Regions from separate parts of the Homo sapiens genome. Here region 2 is linked to region 1. Evidence: chromatin contacts called from ENCODE POLR2A ChIA-PET data. All regions are on one chromosome and are shown on one strand. The core of a region is the stretch at or near the end of the contact, and the rest is flanking DNA. Distances in the headings are between cores, read along the strand shown.

What was found. ChIA-PET counts read pairs that join two places held with the same protein, here RNA polymerase II (POLR2A).
Region 2: POLR2A ChIA-PET joins it to region 1 with 11 read pairs in CD4-positive, alpha-beta T cell. The contact joins the promoter of PSMA6 here to the promoter of KLHL28 in region 1. POLR2A ChIA-PET finds 5 or more read pairs at or near these places in 2 of 52 experiments (CD4-positive, alpha-beta T cell and activated B cell).

What each region holds. Positions count from the first base shown.
Region 1 is chr14:44,960,529-44,963,228 of GRCh38, forward strand. KLHL28 (kelch like family member 28) reads right to left here and starts at 1,419. Exons shown (of 5, transcript NM_017658.5): 1 at 1,318-1,419. It overlaps TOGARAM1 (TOG array regulator of axonemal microtubules 1), which reads left to right and starts at 1,662. Exons shown (of 20, transcript NM_001308120.2): 1 at 1,662-2,700. The coding sequence starts at 1,894. RefSeq lists enhancers at 486-575, 1,090-1,604, 1,146-1,955, 1,605-2,119.
Region 2 is chr14:35,291,026-35,293,725 of GRCh38, forward strand. PSMA6 (proteasome 20S subunit alpha 6) reads left to right here and starts at 1,357. Exons shown (of 7, transcript NM_002791.3): 1 at 1,357-1,527. The coding sequence starts at 1,452. The region is part of intron 9 of PRORP-PSMA6 (PRORP-PSMA6 readthrough); the gene reads left to right. RefSeq lists enhancers at 1,058-1,644, 1,361-1,440, 1,561-1,680, 1,761-1,820.

The DNA of each region.
Region 1 (2,700 bases), core at 169-2,668:
TGTTTTTCACCTCCCTGTCTTTAACCTGTCCCTAAAATGAAACATGCTAGCTAAACCTAATTTAGGCAGATTCATTTAAACACGAAAATGGCTCATTAAAACCAAAGTAACAGCCTAGAATTTAAACCAAAACATAGGATGTATATTTACACAGCCTCATTTACATTATAGTCTATTCCCCACCCCCACCCCCCCAAAAACAAAACAAAACAAAACTGATATTCAAATCGTACTTTAAGGCAAAAATCCAGAAATTATTTTTGCACTTGCATCAGCTGGGAGCATTATTTATAAAGCTGTTTGGCATATGTGACTCATTTATTCCAAGACTTTAAAAAGTATTTAAGAGAAATCCCACCTGGTACAGAGCAGGGTAGGAATACTTGCATTTGAAGTGCATAAATTTGGGTCTTCAAATGATAACTTAGACTTTTCGCACGAGTCATTCAAAAGTAATAGTATTATTCCTTCAAAAAAAAAAAATATCTCTTCCACACTCCAAAGCATTCAGGCTCACACTAGACACTCCAGCTCTTCCACTGTGTCCGTTTAAGTATCACTTATGAGGAGAAAATGCACACAAAATTCTCAGTTCGCCTAAAATAAATAAATGTCTACTATCATTCCTAAATCCACAAGGCAGAATTCTCTTAGAACCATGATGCCAAGAACTTCCACCGCAAGTGAAATTGTCTTCGCAATCTCTGTCTCTAGGAGACTGAAAGGCTGCAGAGACGCTTGAGGATCCTGCAGGGAGGCTAGGGCGGCAGACGGAGGGGGCGGAGGTTAGGGGAGAGTCCCACAGAGGAACTGCATTAGAAGGAAAGATTTTGATAACGTCTAAGGGAGAGGCGGTTAGCTACAGGGGGAAAAAAACAGACCTATTTCCATATTATGTACGTTGTAAAGAAAACGCAAAGTGATGAGGGTAAGGAAACGTTGCCAAAAACAAACAAACAAAAACAAAAAAAAATTAACCCTCTGCGGCCGGAGGGTTAAGAGAAGTCGACAAAAGGAGAAGGGGGAGGCGAATAAAGGCCCCAAAGACCAGGAATTGAAAAAAAATACCCGATTTGTGAGCTTGGCCGTGGTCCAGATCTTCTGTCCTGATAAGCAGATGGCAAGAGGAAAGGATCGCAGTTACTCAGGGTGGTAGAGAGTAACGCGTTTACAAGGGTGACGAGCCCTGCACAAGAAGATGTCGCCTCTCTTTCCACCTGCTCCGCTCAGTCCTTTGCCTCTTACTCTAGCACCAGTGGCATTCGGGCAAAACACTGCCAAAGCCTGCACCGCTGGAGGACAGCAAAAGGAAAATACCTGAGTCTCAGTAATCACACGGGCAGCGACAGGAGGAGGAACCGCGGACAACTGGAGCCTGGGCTGGATCCTCACTAGCTCCGGTCAAACCCTAACTCTTACGGGTGGGGCGGGCAACTTCCGCCCAGAGCAAGGAAAGCGTCACATCCGTCAAATGGCTTCACCCCTCCTCCCTTCTCCGCTGTAGCTGCGTTTACAACGTTCTGACTTCCTCTTCCAGGAGACTTTGGCCTAGTCTCAACACCTGACGTGGACTACATAACCCAGCATTCATCACGGCAAGTGGATTTCCGGGTCAAGAGGTCCGCGCTGGGTACATCACCATGGAAGCAATCGGTTTGGTCACGTGGTGCCCTTGGTTACGCCCGGTGGCAGCTGTGGGGTCTAGGGCTCAGACGGGGGCCATTTTGCCAGAGGCTGCCTCCCGGAGTTGGGGGCGGCCTGGCGGCAGGCTGAAGCTGTTCTTTTGCCTCTTCTGCAGCTTGGGGCTTGGAGAGGATCTGGAAGTCTGGGCTCCATCGAGCCCTTTGGAGACGGCAATGGTTTCTTCCAACCACCACCACCTGACAACCCTGCATGGCGGCTGCCCCCTCCGCGCTGCTTCTGCTGCCGCCCTTTCCAGTCCTCTCTACCTATCGGCTCCAGAGCCGCAGTCGTCCTTCCGCCCCAGAGACCGATGATAGTCGAGTTGGGGGCATTATGAGAGGAGAGAAAAACTACTACTTCCGTGGAGCTGCGGGGGACCACGGTTCCTGCCCCACTACAACTTCGCCTCTGGCCTCGGCCCTCTTGATGCCCTCGGAGGCAGTCTCAAGCAGCTGGTCTGAGTCTGGAGGCGGTTTGTCAGGGGGAGATGAAGAGGACACTCGGCTCCTTCAACTCCTCCGCACTGCCCGGGATCCTTCTGAGGCCTTCCAGGCTTTGCAAGCTGCTTTGCCGCGGCGGGGCGGTCGACTTGGCTTCCCCCGACGCAAGGAAGCTTTGTATCGGGCACTGGGCCGAGTGCTTGTGGAAGGAGGTAGTGATGAGAAGCGGCTCTGCTTGCAACTTCTCTCGGACGTTCTCCGGGGTCAGGGGGAGGCAGGCCAGCTTGAAGAGGCCTTTAGCTTAGCACTTTTGCCTCAACTAGTTGTCTCGTTACGGGAAGAGAATCCAGCCCTGCGGAAAGATGCGCTGCAGATCCTTCATATATGTCTGAAACGTAGTCCTGGAGAGGTGCTGAGAACGCTTATACAACAAGGACTGGAAAGTACCGATGCCCGACTTAGAGCTTCCACAGCACTACTGCTTCCCATCTTGCTTACTACTGAGGACTTGTTGCTTGGTCTGGATCTCACCGAGGTGATAATATCCCTAGCCCGAAAGCTTGGTGATCAGGAGACA
Region 2 (2,700 bases), core at 107-2,606, 9.7 Mb before region 1:
CTGTCGCCCAGGCTGGAGTGCAGTGGCGTGATCATAGCTCACTGCAACCTGGATCTCCTGGGCTCAAGCCATCCTCCCACCTTAGCCCCCCGAGTAGCTGGGACTACTGGCGCGCGCCACCACGCACAGCTAATTTTATTTTTTGTAGAGACGGGGCCTTCCTATGTTGGCCAGGCTGGAGTTAGGCTTTCTTTCTTTTTTTTTTTTTTTGAGACGGAGTCTCGCTCTGTCGCCCAGGCTGGAGTGCAGTGGCATGATCTCGGCTCACTGCAAGCTCCGCCTCTCCGGTTCACGCCGTTCTCCTGCCTCAGCCTCCCAAGTATATGGGACTACAGGCGCCCGCCACCACGCCTGGCTAATTTTTTTTGTATTTTTTAGTAGAGACGGGGTTTCACCGTGTTAGCCAGGATGGTCTCAATCTCCTGACCTCGTGATCCGCCCGCCTTGGTCTCCCAAAGTGCTGGGATTACAGGCGTGAGCCACCGCGCCCGGCCTCCGCTTTCAAGACTAAAAATTGCCTGGGCACTGTGGCTCAAGCCTGTAATCCCAGCACTCTGGGAGGCCGAGGAAGGTGGATCACTTGGGCTCAGGAGTTCGAGAGCTGCCTGACCAACATGGCGAAACCCCGCCTCTACTAAAAATACAAAATTAGCCGGTCCTGGTGGCACACGCCTATAATCCCAGCTACTCGGGAGGATGAGGCAGGAGAATCGCTTGAACTCAGGAGGGGGAGGTTGCAGTCAGCCGAGATCGCGCCATTGCACTCCAGCCTGGGCAACAAGGGCGAAACTCTGTCTCAAAAAAAAAAAAAAAAAAAAAAAAGACTAAAAATTGTCGGGGCTGCTGGCCAAAAGAAGATCTTGCCTGGCTGTCAGAAAATAATGTTCTTTCCAGCGGCTGCTTGAACCCGCTTCCTTCAGTGCCTAAATTTAACGGCTGCAGCTGCAGCTGCAACCTGTTTCCCCCGTAATAGGAATGAAAGTGGAGGATAAAAGAGGTTAGGAAGAAGGCAAGCCAGCAGTCTGACCAGACACAGGATGCATGTAAGAGACTTGTTAATTACACGTTCTATTTAGGTCACACTGATAGGCAAATCGCTATTCTGGGCCCCCAGGAAGCCTTTTCGTCCTTGCTATAGTCAATTCATTCTCCAGATGAAAGCCTGAAAGCGCCACGACCCAAGTTTCACGTCTATCCACTCAAGAGGCCTGCTTGGCGCAGGCGCATACCTTCAAAGGCCTCCCGCCCTCACTCCACCACCCCCTTAGGGGGCGGGGCCTCAGAGCTCAGTGCTCGAACTGGCTCCAGAGCCGTGAGTTCGGCATGCAAGAGCGGAAGAAACGCGGCTGGTACCCCGGAAGCAGTCGCTGCAACTTCCGGGAGGTGCTTGTGTGCCTGGTGCGGGAGCTACGGGGCCCAGGGATTGTGTTTAAAGTAGTGCTTCTACCAACATGTCCCGTGGTTCCAGCGCCGGTTTTGACCGCCACATTACCATTTTTTCACCCGAGGGTCGGCTCTACCAAGTAGGTGAGTGAACCAGGTTCGCCTGTGGGCCACCTGAATTGCCCTGTCATGGTACGTGCCTGGAGCGAGCAGACGCGGCCCGGGTTTAGTCTGGGGCCGAAGCTGGGCTGGAGCTGGGAAGGGAGAACGGCTGAAGCTGGATTGAGCTCTGTGGTGTTTGCACCCCCGTCTGGACGCAGGGATCGGGGGCCTGAAGGCCTGTCTCTGCAGGGCGAGCGGCCACACTGCGTAGACCCAATGGAGAGTTAAGGAAGATAGGGCTGTAATGCCTGACTCCGGCTTCGTGAGGCCCCTTCAGTTATTGTATTCTGTCCTGGCCAGGCACAAGGTCTGTTTCTAAAGGGTAATTGATTCCTTAACGTCTCAACTAAAATGCCTCCTCTCCGTTTTCCTTTGTTTGCAGCATGGACTTCTGTGGTTAATTCCACACAGGCACTCGAAGCCTGCTATATACCAGACACTGCTAGTCCTAGGAGATACAAATGTGAATGTTACACCCTCTTCTATACTGAAGCTCACAGCTTAGAGTGACAGATACGTTAAACAAACGGATAAAAAAAATTAAAAGTGCCAATTTACAAATATCTACAGAGTTCAAGACATCTTTGGGAATCTGATAGAATGAGTGACTCAATTCTAGAGCTGCTCTTGAGATTGGCATCCCCTTTTTACCCACATCTGTTTGAATGCTCCTGTAATTTAAATGCCGATTCTGAGTTGTAGATGAGGTACTGTGTACTAGTTTACTGAAGAACACCTGTAGTGGAAAGAAACTATCAGTTACTCGGAATAGTAATGTATTGCGCTGAAACGGTGTCAAGGTTTAGGTTATGATTATAAGCCAGACCCTTGATCTCTTACCATAGAGAATTTAGTGTCAGGAGGGCTTGATTTACATCTGGTCCGTGATGGTTTTATTTTTGAATGAGTTTAGTGGCTCCGTGTCTTGCACAGTAATATAATCATCTGTGCTTGGAATCATAAGGAGAGAGTTGGTCTGTAAATGAGGTTCTCTTCACCTGTAAATTTTAGAAATAGAGTTAAAGATAACTTGGAATGAAACTGCTCAGTGTATTACTGCATAGTGTATATAATGTAGCAAGAAACATCTTGTTGGATAATTCAGTAGCCCTTTTAATTTATCCCCAATTGAAAAACATGATTAAAGATAGAACA